2 separate regions of the Mus musculus genome follow, and region 2 is linked to region 1. The links are chromatin loops, found by intact Hi-C in ENCODE. Cell type or tissue: heart. All regions are shown on one strand.

What was found. A loop is a pair of places that touch in the nucleus more often than their neighbours do. Peaks named below come from ENCODE experiments on the same cell type or tissue, not always from the same donor. Only the 100,000 strongest peaks of a DNase experiment are listed, where the experiment ranks them.
Region 2: a loop joins it to region 1, with 7 times the contacts of the local background. A loop is called at or near these places in 11 of 42 quality-filtered maps.

The regions. Positions count from the first base shown.
Region 1 is chr8:80,891,115-80,899,114 of GRCm38, forward strand. No RefSeq gene overlaps it. Among named protein-coding and RNA genes, the nearest start is that of Gab1, 15 kb to the left of the region's middle. In heart, a CTCF peak has its summit at 4,465; a DNase peak (open chromatin) is centred at 4,527; H3K4me3 peaks cover 269 bases; H3K27ac peaks cover 542 bases.
Region 2 is chr8:80,978,321-80,986,320 of GRCm38, forward strand. It overlaps Usp38 (ubiquitin specific peptidase 38), which reads right to left. Exons shown (of 10, transcript NM_027554.2): 9 at 6,118-7,480; 10 at 2,413-3,660. The coding sequence ends at 3,499. Gm31223 (predicted gene, 31223) reads left to right here. Exons shown (of 4, transcript NR_168642.1): 3 at 954-1,015; 4 at 1,894-2,183. Among named protein-coding and RNA genes, the nearest start is that of Usp38, 33 kb to the right of the region's middle. In heart, no CTCF peak of the experiment used is centred here; no DNase peak of the experiment used is centred here; H3K27ac peaks cover 292 bases.

The sequences.
Region 1 (8,000 bases):
CCCAGGAACCACATTTGTAATTCTGTCTGGTGTGCCCCAGGAACCACGGGGTGTTCTTATTTAAACTTCTTAACAATCCTTTAAGATAATAATTTCAGGGCTGGAGAGATGACTCAGCGCTTAAGAGTTATGGCTCTTCCTCAAGAGGTCCTGAATTCAATTCTCAGCAACCACATGGCTCACAACCATCTGTAATAGGATCTGATGCCCTCCTTCTCTGGTGTGTCCGAGGAGAACCATAATGTACTCACATACATAGAATGAATAAATCTTTTTTTAAAAAAGATAATCATTTCAGGGCTGGGAGAGGGCTAAGTGGGTGAAGGGGCTCTCTACTCAAGCCTGATGACTTGAATTCAGAACCCTAGAACTCACGTAAAAGCCAGAAGAGAAAAAAAATTAGCTGGCATGTGTTGGAAACTTCTACAAGATGGCAGGTACAGACAGGAGAATGCGCTGAAAGTTTACATTGCCACCTAACTGTAGTACCTATCACAGTGACAGACAAAGAGAGACCCTGCCTCAAATTATGTGGAAGGTAAGAAATGATGCCTGGTGTTGTTCTCTAACCTTTGTAGTGCATACACACATACACCCACTGCACCCCCCCCATAAACACACATAAGCATACACTTATACACACACACATATACCCACCGCCCCGCACACACACATATAAACATACACACATACACCCACCACCCATACACACACATAAGCACACACATATACATATATACATATACCCACTGCCCCCCCACATACACACACATATACATACACACATACACCCACAGCCCCCCACATAAGCACACACATATGCATACACACATACACCCACCGCCCCACACATACACATAAGCACATACATATACATACACACATATACCCACCGCCCCCCCCACATAAGCACACACACATAAGTGCACACATATACATACACAAATATACATACACACATACACCCACCACCCCCTACACATAAGCACACACACATACATACACACATGTATAAAACTAACAAAATAACACATTTTAAAAACTAGATAATTTTAAAATCCTATCTATGGTTATTGAAAATACAAAGTGTGTGTGACTTTCCTTTGAGCAGTTTACACTCATACTGCTCCCTCCCTATTCTCTCCCTGAAGGCCTCCCTCCCTGTCATCGTCTCACACAGGGTTTCTGTCCCTTTTGATAAGCCACAGTCCTGTTTCATCTTGCTCATTCCTCAACTCCGTTTTGATTCAGCTTCACCTGGATCTCTAGAAAGAACTCTTACGACTGCTGCAGGAAGCTGTGCGTGTCATGTCCCTGATGGCACTGATGCGTAGAATGCTACAGCACTGATGACATGTCCTGCTGACATGAGGACAGACAGACTGCTGACATGGGGGCAGACAGACTGCTGAAACAGAATAGAGTCAAGAAACAGACTCACACAGATAGGCTCATTGATTTTGACAAAAGCTTATAGCCAATTCAAAGGGAAGAATTGAAGATCTTTTCAAGGATTGATCCTGAAACAATTAGCCATACAGTGCAAACTTCGATCCATGCCTTGAAGCACATGCACGAGTGTGCTCTCAGTCTATCACAGATCTAAGTATAAAACTCAGTTCAAAAACCAACCTTTGAGAGGAAGATGCAAATTTAAATCTCTACCATGTGCAATGAGGCAAAGATATTCTGTATTAGAAGTCCTCTCTCTGTCTCTGTCTCTGTCTCTGTCTCTGTCTGTCTGTCTGTCTGTCTGTCTGTCTGTCTCTCACACACACAGAGACAGACAGACAGACAGACAGACAGACAGACAGACACAGAGAGAGACAGAGAAAGAGGAATTGATATGTCTAAAAATCAAGAATCTTTGTCTTCCATCAAACTGTTGAGGGAATGGAAAAGTTAAACCACAAACTAAAAATAAATCTACAAATTCACCTAATAAAAAGATGGTGCCCAGAATAAGAACTCAATAACAGGAACACAACCCAATTCAAATGGGTAAGATTTGTACAGATCACCAAAACTAGACTACAAACACATTAAAAGGTATACCCCAAACCTCTGGTCACTAGGAAGATTCAATCTAAAGTCAAATGAGATGTTATTGTGCACGTATTAGAATGTCTGGAAAGACTGACCATGGTAAGTGCTCATGAGAAGACTGAACAACTCTTGTACACTATTTGTGGAAATGTGGAATGGAAAGTGTTTTGTCAGTTTCTAATAAAGTTACAAACATATGGCCTGGTCATCCCTCTCCCAACTATCCACCAGAGCTAAGCTTACACAGAGACTTGTACATAAAGTTCTGTTGTCTTCATCTTTAAAAATCTTTTAAACTTTTTAAAATCTAAAAAAGTATATTGTATATAATATATCCTATTATATGGTATATGATATATAATATATCACATATTAATATATAATATAACATATACTATATATAAACATTTATTTAGTGTGAGTGTGCATACAAGCATTTACATACATGCCATGCCATGCCATGCCTGTGTCTGTGTGTGCACATGAGCACATACACACATGCCATGCTATGTGCAGTCTGAAAGATAACTTGCAGATGTTGCTTCTCTCTGTCTTCTTGTGGGTCATAGGAATCAAACTCAAGTGGCAGTGCTGAGAAGTCTTGCTAGCCTTGTGGCTTTTGGCCTTAAGAAGCTTCCAGAAGGAAACAGTCTAAATATCTACCAACAGGTTAAGAAGTAAGGCTCGCGGGTTTGAGGAAGCTACCTCAGTTAATGGAGTGTTTGTCTCACATGCATTAAGTCCTGGCTCTGGTACACAGCAATAAATACAGAGGTGGACATGTGGTAGGAACCCACTCAGAAAGGAGAACCCAAGTTCAAGGTCTTCCTTAGCTATATAGCAAGAAGCCAGTCTGGGCTACACAAGACCTTGTCTCAAAAAGAGAAGGATGATAAGCTAGAGAGGAAAGAGAAGGTAGGTAAGTTGTTTCTTTGGTGCATTTACAGAACAGACTCTGCTCAATAATGAAACAGAATAACCTAGAGATATACAGAAAGACATCAGTGATTCTTCAAACCTTTACACTTAATGAAGAAGCCAGACAAAGGTAAAGACATACCAGGGGCTGGAGAGATGGCTCAGCCGGTAAGAGCACTGACTGCTCTTCCAAAGGTCCTGAGTTCAAATCCCAGCAACCACAGGATGGCTCACATACATCTGTAACGAGACCTGGGGACCTCTTCTGGTGTGTCTGAAGACAGCTACAGTGTACTTACATATAACAAATAAATAAATCATGGGGCCGGAGTGAGCAGGGCGGAGTGAGCAGAGGTCCTGAGTTCAATTCCCAACAATCACATGATGGCTCACAACCATCTGTACAGCTAGTGTACTCATTAAATAAATAAATAAATAAATAAATAAATAAATAAATAAATAAATAAACAAATAAATCTCTTTTTTAAAAAAGATAAAGATGTGCCACACAGTATCTCTTAACGAGTTTCTGACAGAGGTACCATCAGTAGTTGCTTGGGTTGGGGGTGATACGTATGCTCACTACCTTTATCTGAGACAGAGGCTCACAACATGACCTAGGCTAGCCTTGACAATCCTCCTGTCTCCATTTCCCCATTGCTGGGATTACTCATGTATTACCACACCTGCCATGTTCCCTATCTTGACTGTGGTAATGGTTTCATGTGTACATGTGCCAAAATATATCAAATTATATATCTTTTCCCACATCAAGTGCACTTAAACAAAATTCTTTAAACAAACAAACGAAAACAAAACAAAAAACAAACAAACTCAAAGCTATGGACAGATAAGACGGCATAGCTGGGAAAGGTGCTTGCCACCAGGACCACGAGTTCCTTCCTGTCCCCATTCAGTGGAACCCACTCGCACAAGTTGTCCTCTGGCCTCCATATTTGTGTGGTGGCATGTACCCCTGCCAAACAAACAAACAGTGGCCAACTGGATTGGAAAAACAGTGGAGGGTTTCAACAAGAATTTTAGGAAAAGCTTTTCTGTGATGAAGACTGGGCGCTTTCAGGAGCCTAGAGAGAGAGCAGGAGTCTCTAAGGCTGATACTGGGGTTTGTTTCATTTTGGAAATGCGTTCAGCTTCTTATTTGTGCACGTTTGCTTTTGTGCTACATTTTCTACCAAAAGGCTTATTTCTACCAAAAACTACGCTCTCGCATCTGCCCTCCTGGTGTGGAATTTTGCAAGAGGAGCCTCAGCTCCGTTTCAGGGTAGGTCTCTCCTGCTCTGGGAGATGAAGCCTCTCCCAGTGCTTTTCCAGGTGGTAGAAATTTTTTCTTCAGAAGTTTCTCAGAAAGCTGTTTATTATTTTTATAAGTGAGGGCTGTGCCTATTTTAGCTTCAAAGAAATCGGCAACCTCTTCCAGACAGGAAATTGCTTGGGAGATGCAATTAGATTGTTCGGAACGCTAATGCAGTTAGATTCCAGTGGGCGGTGCTTTGGCACTAGCCAATTCAGACCTCCTCATGCCTCTTTCCCTGGGAACTGTCTCTCTTCCCAAGCTCACGGAGTGGACTGTTGGTCATGATTTTCCTCCCTCACGCTGCTGTGAGCTGTGGGAAACAATTGATAATCTGGGCTGGGAAAATCAGATTTGTTCTGGAAGAGTTTTGAATTGGAACAGAGGTTTCAATTAGTTCCTGATGGCCTCAGAGCTGGGGGACCTTGTAACTCTCCAGAAAGGAGCAATGAGGGGTTTGGTGAGGGCCTAAGGTGTCATGAAGCACGAGAAAGACTGAGCCACGTGCCTTCAGCCTCCTCAGGGACCCCAGCAGAGGCTTTGTAGTCCCTGCGATGGCACGTGCTGAAAAGTGCTTTTTGGTGTAATGAACATAAAGTGGACTTTCAAAGATCCTTGGTGGGCGCAAATGGAAATGAAGTCCGCAGTGGTACATGCTTCCAGTCCCTGCTACCCAGCAGGTTGAGGCAGGAGCCTGTGGGTTTGAGGTCAGCCTGAGCAACATAGTTAGGCCCTGCCTCAGAAGTAATAAATGAAGAAAATAGTTCAAAATAAGCTAAAATTTGGCGCTTGGTAGAAGGCAAGAGTCCTGCTGGTATTGTTCTGAGATTTGCTGTAAAACTTCAAGCTACCCAAGCCAAGCTCCACCCTCATTTTAGGAATTCCTTTGCTATCCGGGGTTTTTTTTTTTTTTTTTCCCTTCTCCACCCCTTTTCTTTTTTCAGTTTTGCATTCTGGCTCTTCCTTCCGTCTGTCCTCCAGTAAATATCCATCAAGATTTTTCTATTAGCCAGGCATGATTCGAAGTACTTGGCATTAAGCAAGTCAGACAAAAATGTATTTATTTACATATTATTTTTTGACAGGGGGCCTTATGTAGCCTAGGCTGTCCTTGAACTCATTCTTATCTGAGGATGACGTCTAACTTCTGATACTCCTGCCTTTATTTACTGTATAAGGCCTGGTGTTGCACTGAGAGACGGTATCGCATCTTGCCCAGTTTATGCAGTGCTGTGGATGGATCCCAGGACTTAATGCATGCTAGGCAAGCATTTGATTAACTGGGCTCAGTTTCCAGCTCCTTGACCCAATACAAAAAATCATAAATTGGACCAGTGAGGTGACTCCTCTGATAAAGGGGCTTACTGGCCTCAAGCAAGCCAGAGGCCCTGCTTCCTGGGATACATGCACATGTGGAAGGTGAGATCCAGTTCTACCAAGGGAAGTTTTCACCTTGAAACACAGATGTGTAAGCCATTCTCTAATATTCTTGCTTATTACAATTTCCCTTACTGGAACATAAAAATTCCTCCATCAAGGCAGAAGATTTACTGTTGTTGTAATCACTATTATCTTTATTCGTGTGTGTATGTACATGATCAGGGGTACACAATACCATAATCACATACATAAAATCCTTTGAAGGAAATAGCCAGTTGAGTAAGGACCATGGTCATGTGTGAGGGGTCCTGCCTCCCTGGGAACATGCCCTTGGTGAGACATGAACTTAAAGTGCTGAGGAATCAGAGTCTGCAGGAGAGGGAGCTGAAGGGGAAGAGACTGGGGGCTTAATGAGGGCCAACCCATATGGGGTCACTGAGCCAAATCCAGGTGTGTGTGTGTGTGTGTGTGTGTGTGTGTGTGTGTGAACAAAAGAGTGTCAGACTCGTTGGAGCTGGAGTTATAGCTGACTGTGGTCCACCTGACATGACATGGGTGCTGTGAACTGAAGTCAGGTCCTCTCCGTGAGCAGCAAGTGTTCTTAAACCACACTCAGTCTGGCGCTTTCTCTGGCTGAGAAGCCTTCCTTCATAGGCTTCTAGGCAAACAGACTTGTATTTTAAAATAACTGGCTTCTGCTTTGAGAATAGACTTCAAGCCAGGCAATGGTGGCTCATGCCTTTAATTCCAGCACTTGGGAGGCAGAGGCAGGTGGATTTCTGAGTTCGAGGCCAGCCTACTCTACAGAGTGAGTTCCAGGACAGCCAGGGCTACACAGAGAAACCCTGTCTCGGGAAAATAAAAAGAATAGACTTCGAAGGGCCAGGATATATTAAGATACAATGAATAACTGTAGTTCCTAATTAATAAATGAATACATAACACAAATAATTAGGTAATTCTTAAGATATCTGGTACCATATAATCTGTTTTTGTCCTAAACTCTGAAGCAGCTTGGAATTAACCATTTTGATAATTGTCTAATTCACATTTAATTTGGGTGTATGTGTGCCTGGTGTATGGCTCTTTCTATGTACATGCGCACACATATGACCCAATGAAGGCAGAAGAGGTATCAGATCCCCTGGAGCTGGAGTTACAGGCAGTTGTGAGCTTCCTGATTTGTGTGCTTTGAACTGAACTCAGGCAGTCTGCAGGAGCATCAACTGCTTTTAACCACTAAGCCATCTTTCCAGACCCATTGCTGCCTTTGCTAAAAAAAAAATAAATAAATAAAAAACAAAAAATTATATTTTTAATATGCATGCGTGCGTGTCTAACTTCTCAAAGGGGCCTTGATGGCCAAAAAAGTTGAGGTCTGGGGACTTTGCTTGCCATGGTTCAGGTGCAGAGGAGGATTTCAAGTAGCCATGCTATTCTGGGATACTCTAGGCACCTGGCTCCCACCTATATGAGGCAGAATCAGTTTGTTGGCATATAAAGCAGGAACTGAAGGCTTGCCCATTTCTGGAAGACAAAGGTCTGGAGGAAGCCGTGTCACACAGACAAAGTAATCCCATTGCTGTTTGTCCTGCTGCTGGTTCAATTCCCTACTCTAACCCTTACGAAGCTCACTCCACCATGTTTTTAACTTGGATCCTCTGCGACACTCCTGTTTCCAGGGGGTCACAGAATATTTAAAGTCAGTACAGAGTCAAAGTCAATGTCAAAGATCAACAGCTCACTACCCTGTGCATCTCACCTCACTGGCAGCCTGGAGAGGTGTCAAATGCCCACCCTTGCCTAAGCCACCTGGACTATCTGTAGGGACAGAAGAGGTTTAATTGGCAGAGTCACTGCTCTGGCTGAGCAGTTGTCCTGGAGATTCAGACTGCCCTGTCTTAGTCTGACACTCATGTTCCTATGACTATCAATGATTACATTTTTGGCTTGTGGTGGTCTATGTTAACTATCAAGTTCATAGAATCTAGACTCATCTGGAAGATGGGCCTCTGGGCATGTCTGTGCGAAGCTTATCTTGTGTTAAAGTGGCAAGACCTGCCCATTGTAGATGGCGACCTTCCCTGGTGGGCTCTGTGAGGAAGGAAGCTGAGCTGTGAAGGTATTCATCACCCTTGGTCTCCTGGTTAGAGATGTGATATGCTTGCCTGCCTCCAGTGCCTGCTGCCCTGACTTTCCTGCCATGATGGGCTGTACTCTTGAATCAGGATAAACCTGTACTTGCTTTTGTCTCACAGCAACTGAAATGTAACCAGGACACAACGGTTACAGTTTGAATCTGAAGTATCTCCTGCATGCTCATGGGTTGAACACTTGTTCCTTG
Region 2 (8,000 bases), 87 kb after region 1:
TAGAGTATATAGACAATACTATGTAACGTATACATCTTGAACAAAAGAAGTAGCGAAGTGGTGACTTCAGGTAACTGGACAAGTTGTACCATTTTTTTTTTTTTTAAAATGGTGCTGGGCACAGAAAGAGCATCCAATCCTCATGTATAGCAGGACAGCACTTAAGGGCTAGTATGTGAAAAGAAAATATTTCTGTAGATAACACCATCATAAAATGTGGGAAGCCACATGTACCGTTGCTGAGTGGCACTGACTACTGCTGGCCACCATGCATAAGATTGGACAAACAACCTATGTGTACATATGCAGTAAAGTTTTTTGCAAAGACACTGCCTGGCCCAGGCATGATAATGAGGTTCTGTAAGGTATTGAGAGTATAACCAATCAGATGTGAGACATGCAAATGATGCATGATAATGAGGTTCTGTAAGGTACTAAGAGAGTAACCAATCGGATGTGAGACATGCAAATGAGGTATGATAATGAGGCTCTGTGAGGTACTGAGAGAGAGTAGCCAATCAGATGAGGAACATGCAAATGAGGCTTAGTGCATAACCAATCCGGGTATGAGACACGCCTCTCCTAGGCCTATAAAAGCAGCACCAGTTCTGGGCTCGAAGTCTTTTCGCCTCTGCAATCAAGCTCTCCCAATAAACGTGTGCAGAAGGATCCTGTTGCAGCGTCGTTCTTCCTGGCCAGTCGAGCAGCGCGCGCAAGAATAAAAGAACAGTTAAATGAGCAGAGAAAACCACACTTTCCCTCCTGCTGTGTGAATGCATGTGGTGTGTGGAGCCCAGCACACGGCTTGTAGAAGCTGGCGCTCTCTCCACCATGTGGCTCCTGAGGACTGACGTCAGGTCCTCAAGTCTCACTCACATCAGGCACTCTTTACACAGACTTATCTCATTGGTTCTCCACATTACAGATTTAAGAATCATTTTTTTTCTTCTCAGGTGTGATTTAATGAGCTGCTTGAAACTGTCAGAAGGATCTCAGTACTTCTAAGACACAATGAGTGAGTATTGTGTCTCTACCCAGTGATTCTAATGACATCTGAAGTCATAGTTTTTGGCTATTCAAATGAGCTTGATGCTTGATGAGTGAGCCGGGACCATTCCTCCAAGTGGCTATGTAAATGTTAGGAGTCAGACATTATTCCACCCACTAGTGGACATATTAGATAGACTTGCCAGCCCTATATATATTTTTTTCTTCCTTGCATATTATTATCATTAGGGGAAAATATCTAACTTTTTGCAATGTACCAAGAGACATCTTTTAGAGGCACAGACCGACATGTGCAGTTTTACCTTTTGGTTTCTAGTGAAGCCTGTTCTCTTTAGCAGTAATGGGCAATTTCATTTGAGCTGATTGTCTTCAACAAAATAACAATGGTCCTCTGGTTACCCTTAACATGAAACGTTAGCAAGAGTTGTAAGAAGCATGGGACAAACATGGTGGCACAGGAGAAGAGGACGCCTTGTGTTAGTGTAAATAAGGCAGCAGTAAGTACCAGATATGAGGGCAGAGCAGTTCAGCTGGGTGGACTTCTCAATGGGGCTCCCTCCAGTGCCAAACATAGCAAACTCAGCAAGCCATTAGTGTACTACATTTCTGATCTTAAAAGAAAGCCCTCAACTTTGGTATTGGTTAGCCAATGAAAATTTGAACAATCCTAGCATTATCATTAAAATTTAAACTTTCTCATATGCAATTCAATACTGATTGACACATAAAGCCCTTGAAATATTTGAGAGTCCCAGGTATAGCTGGAGGCTTACTGCCTTTGTGGATGCTCTAGAAGCACCAAGTGCTGATTGAATTATCAATTTCAGCAAATGCTAAGACTGACTCAATTTGGTTACCATTCTGCCTGTCGTTAACTGAACACAGGGTAACTCAGGAAAGCACCCTCAAGACTGGCGGAGGCCCACAGGCTCACCCACTCACAGGAAGAGCAACTGGCATTCATCAGTGAAGTATTCCCAGCTCTGAACGGCCTACTTTCTGAATCCTCCTGGTAACTGGAGACAGGTCAGGGCTGGGGGCAGCAGGACGAAGATGAGGAGCTGTTTTTAATTACTGCCACAAATGCTTGGGAAAAAGATAAACCTTAAGCCACCAAAGACCATTATTTCCTTAAAGTGTTTTCATAATAAATGTGACTGATCTTCAGAACAATACATGGGCATGGATGTGCTAAAATGGCCAGGAAGACGGATCTTTGGGACAATGCTTGAGTACTATATAGTCAAGTCCCAGGAGGACTGACATGTTTCCAATTTCCTGCTACAACACACACATATGTACGTGCGCGCGTGCAAAAAACACCCACCTAAACACCTAAACACCCACCTAAATAGCAAACACCCCAGGATCAAAAAGGAAAACCAAAACAGGACAGTAGGGAAGTGAGGTGTGGCATTTTAATATTTCATGAAGCAGATTATATTTTATGTGTAAGGCATGTGTCTCAAAGGAAAAAAATCCAAATATACAACTCTAAAAATGTTATCAATGTTTAATGTGAAGATTAAGTAACAAATCAATTAAAGATTTTTTACTTAAACTAGCTTCATTTCCTCCGAATTTTTCTAAGAGTTAGAAATTTACCATTACACTTACTAGTTTAGAACCACCAGATCTTACTTCTGAAATATCTAATACCTTAAAAAATTATAATTTTAATGTTAGCACAAAATTCCTTCCTAACGCTTTGTTTTAGAAAACTTTCCGCCGCAGCCAAAGAGAACCTATTTTTGAATTACAGTACTGCAAGGCACATTCAGAGACTCACCTCCTTTAAAACACATAGGAGATACACTCCCTGAAACAGGATTTTAAAGTCCTTGGACAACTGGAAATCCTACAAAGTTCAGTTAAAACCCCTGCCCTCTGGCGTCATGCACCTTGTGTGAATTCACTTGCCACGTGTGTAAATGACACTTGTTCCTGAATCTGGAGTGCAACGCCGAGGACAGCGGAGACAGCAGCCCAGAGACTGGCAGCTGGGGTGGAAGGTGCTATCGCCTCCAGAGACTCACCATCTCTACTATTTTCAAAGACTTGAATTTAATATTGGGGTAATTATACCAGAAATAAGAATTTCATTTTTCTTAAGATATATCTAGCATCAATTTTTGTACAAAGAATGATAAGTGAATTATTTTGTTCAGTACAACTGAAAATACACCATTTAAATCCTTCTACCAAATTTAATGCAGCTTAATTAGGGAGCAGGTATGCCTTTTCCTCTAAATACTTGTGGCCAAACATGTCTAACTGTAACTGCAAATGAGTTTAAGAGGTAGATTTTTTTTTTCCATGATGAATTTTTGTCAAGAAAATAAAAACAACCACTGAGTATATTTTCTTAAAGTATTCGGGTCTAATGAAAAGAAAAATAAAAGATAGATATGCTATAGGTTACAGCCTGACATTTTAACAGCCACAGTATTGGATGTTTTGTGACCAGATACATTTTCAGTTCTCTCAGGGTCAAAATACGAGTCTGCCAACTGTATTGAAGCCTCCTCCACCGCCCCCACCAGTTGGCCCACAGCTTCCTGGTGGGTCATTGTCATCAAATCCATTGGGTCGGAACGAACAGGAAGCAGATGCAGCTTGCAGGGCCCGGGCTCGAGCATTCAATTCTTGTTCCTAAAATTCAAAGTAATGTTTATAAAATTAATTTGCTAAGTAGAATGGATGAGTATGGCGCGCACACACACCTTCTCAAACTGTGTTAGTCTCTACCAAGCAAGCATACTTCATTTCAAAACTCTGACACCAAGACATGCACATGTCTTTAATCCCAGTACTCAGGAGGAAGAGACAGGTGATCTTTGAGGACAGCCTCATCAACAGAGATTTCTAGGACATCTGGGGCTACACAGAGAAACCCTGTTTGAAAAAAACTAAACAAAATAAAATAAAATAAAATAAAATAAAAACTGACATCTATCTTTGCTATCTCCCACTAAAGTACATAGTTACCTTTGGAGGCAGAGAGGACAAATTCCTCACGTAACTGTAGTAACAAATAAATACTTTACAACAGAGGAGGGTCAACTCCTGTGAAACATCTAGTACAAAAGGAATGGAATTCTTCAACCCATTTTATTAGTGTGTGAGTATGACAGGTTGGAAATGATGCCTGAAGTTCCCCTCTACTGCTTCCTGAGGTTAGAGAGTCAGGCAGATTTGGAGGAACAGCAGTAAGTAAGTGAGGCCTATCTCTGTACAGAACTCTCCCCACTAGTTTATTTGAAAGTTTCCCAGGAAATCAATGATGTTTGCCTATGTGTCAAGTACATGTCAGATGCTTAATAAAGACTAATGCTCTTATTTTAGAACATCATTAGTTACTGGGAAGCTGAGATGGCCTAATGATGAGTTCCACATTTGGAGCCCACATGGTAGAAGAACTGACTCCCACAAACTTCTCTTTCTTCTACATGTGAACAACATGTATGCACACACATACTCATTCAAAAAAATGTATAATTAAAATCATTATTCAGTTTTACAAAGCGCATCTGTGAATAAATAACGGCAGAATCACAAGGTAGGGTGCAAAACTGGCCCTAAATCAACAATGAGAAGAATGGCTGCTCATGGTCAAATGCCACATGGCTCGAAGAGATGGGTAAGCCAGAGCAATCTGTGGACTTGGACTGTATCCAAGGAGGAGTAGCTGTGGTTATATAATGTGCCTGCCAGCTCAATTGTGGAAACCAGCCAGCTTCTCATCTGATAAACATTGTAACATTGATAATCTGTTTTCTTCAGAAGGAAGGGCATACCGGGCCTTGTAGTATACTACATTTTTTTTATACATCTTCCTATTTTGTCTTAGTGCTCTGTTCTTCTCACAACCTCCAACCTTCAAATACTGTGATCTGTAAGGCTGAGTGACACAGGCAAGGAAGAGATGACCCGATACATTCTATTTCTTTTACCTGGATATTAAGCCATCTGCATAAGTGTTAATGGTAAGTCAGTCTAGTTCTAATATTCTAATTATTTTGCTAAGTTAATTTTTGTAACACTAGAACACTGCCATACCCCTTTTAAAATGTATCATGTATCATCCTTTAGATAGTTTGTAATTCAGTACATTTGAAAGCCTTTGAATAGCCCTGTAATTTCATTTATAAGTTACTGTGGTTCCTTTTCTGTTTTGTGGACAAGGTCTCCTTAGGTGTCACATGCCAGCCTCCAACTGGCAATCAATCTTCCTGCCTCCAGTCCCTTCCTGTTTGACTTGCTGGCATGCCCCATCACACCTAGCTTCTGGTGGCTCTTTTTGTTGATAGAAAGTTGAGAAATTTCTCTCTCTCTCTCTCATACATATACACAAAACCAAACAAATTTGAGGACCAATTAACATCAAAGGAAGTAGTTTCTTGAAAAGGACATACTCTTGACAAAGCCCTCTCATGAAACTTTTGCTCCATAGCTTTTCCTCAGTAAATGTTCTTTATTCCTTGGCTCTGTGGTAAATCTTTGAAGAACACAAACATCCTTCACATTTTCATTAAATTCTTTATCTGATTCATCTGAATGTTAATACATTTTCCTTAAAATATGGACAAAAAGAGCCTGCAGGAGTTAAAGTTCAGCCTGTTTGCTGTGCAGGCCTAAGGGTCTGTGTTCAATAGAACCCATGGAGGTGGATGGAAAGAACTGACTGTACAGTTGCCTCTGACCTCCATGGCTGTACCACACCCCACAATAAAAACGGAAAAAAACTCCAAACAAACAAAAAACAAAAAACCCCTCTTTTGCGGGTAGGAGGAACTGAGGGGCAGGAGGAAACAGAACATTGCATCAAGTTTCTGTTTCTATATGGCATGATTTGATAATACTTTGTAACTAACATGACATCATTTGCAGTTATAAACAACTGAGGCACAGCTTTGCAATTAAAAATAAAGTCTTATATATTGCAGATAACCGGCAATATTTCATACTATATGTATGACGAGTGGAAATACATACATCCAATCTTAGGCTTCAGTATCCTTGGAAAATGTGTCAACTTTAAAGTTAGACCATTGGATTAAGTCTGTTACTCAGTACTGTTCAGAAATGCTATCTATGCTTGCAACTCACCTGCAAATACAGCTTGTTGTCCTTTGTTATGGCATCCATCAGCTCTTTCTGTAGGGGTGGATCTCCATTGGCCCAGACACCACTGGCTGGATTGTCACTGTCTATGCCATTAGCTCTGCTTTGTTTTTTGTACAAAAGCACATAAGCTGTGTCTTTTGGAAACCTACTTGTGATTTTCTGAACTGACTGAAATGAAGTAAATGTCACCCTGCTGTCATTAAATAAAAACCACTCTTGTGACATTTCCTTATTTTCCAAGTCCTGTTCAATGACTGTATTGGGGCTTTCTACCCCTAGTAAACAACTCTGGGAGGGTGCTAATGCCAGACTTTCAGACTGGGGGCACATCTGGTATGAAGACTCTGTACCTGTGATGTTTCTGGCATAAGAGTAGTAATGGCCACTCTCAGAGGACACACCAGAGTGCACAACAACAGAACTTAATAGGTAGGGCACTAATTTGGGGCAGAAAGCTTCTTCAGTCCCAGAAGGTTTTAATTTTTTAGGTAGGTTCTCATTAATATCAGTGAAGTCAACATCTACAGACCAACTCTGGGACAAGGAAGAGAAGGAAGCAGTTCTTTTAACTGGCAACTCCAAAACCAGAGGCAGTGACACATTGTCTAAAATTTTTCTTCTCACATGGTACTTCTGATCGTAGGAGAATCTCAGGAGCGTAAGGATAAGATACTCAGGCTCCTCCGTGATTTGCATAGTTTTCTCTGCGTTCTGTAGAGAGGCACAGCTTTCACAGTAGTATTGGTTCTCCCCAGTAAGAACCTCTGGAGCCAGAAAGTAGTTTAGTAAGTCAGTCACTGAAGTTGTGCTTTCACCTCCTGGGTTCTGAGGTACATCTTTACTGATGAGAATCTTTGCAGATTCTTCAGGGACAGAAGAGCTTTCAGCACAGTGAAACTCAACAGGAGGACTGCCTAATACTCTTTGATTCACAACTGAGTCGCAGACAAAGGCAGCTGTTGCTGGATTATAAACTACTGGCTCTTCTTCTGGGTCAGCGACACTGGTTTGCATTAGCCCATCATCTTGAGCACTGGGTAACGAAGCTGTATCTTGGAAAGACAGGTCTTCCACAGAAGGGCTAGGACAAAAGGCTAGCGAAAGATCTGTGAAGGCTTCAACTTTGTGTGAGGTACTCCCACAGTTTAGGCAGCAGATGTGAGTCCGTAGCTTCCCTCCAAACATTTTCTCTATTAGAGTCTTCTCACTGTCACCTGTACCAGGAGACTCTGTGGGCACTGCTACCTTACTGGTCACCTCTTGTAAACAAGTTTCAGCACAGTCCAGACCTTCCGAAGGCTTATGTGAGGACTGAACTCGCAAGATCTTTTCTTCTTCATGGAGTCTGCAAGAGGGTATATTTTTACACAGCCAAGATTAATGGTATTTATGTTTGAGATCTTGGTAGCTTATAAACATGTTAATTCAATCAAGTAAAAGGCTTAAAGTCGTTTTCTCCTCCTTTATGCAAGAGTGTGAATAGTTATAGGAAAGGCCATAAAGAGCATGCTCGCTTTCCACACACACTCAGCTCACATCCCCTGCGCTGTTATACAGCGCGCACACCAAGCTGCAGTCAGCCACACGCACAGTCTGCCTCACACAGCTCCCTCTGCTTGACATCTCACAGCCTAGCACCAAGAAAGCAATACTACACTGAGGAAGGCAGGAAGGCAGGAAGGAAGGCAGGGAGGCAGGAAGGCAGGCAGGGAGGAAGGAAGGCAGGCAGGAAGGCAGGCAGGCAGGAAGGCAGGCAGGCAGGCAAGAAGGCAGGCAGGCAAGAAGGCAGGCAGGCAAGAAGGCAGGAAGGCAGGAAGGAAGGCAGGAAGGCAGGCAGGCAAGAAGGCAGGAAAGAAGGCAGGAAG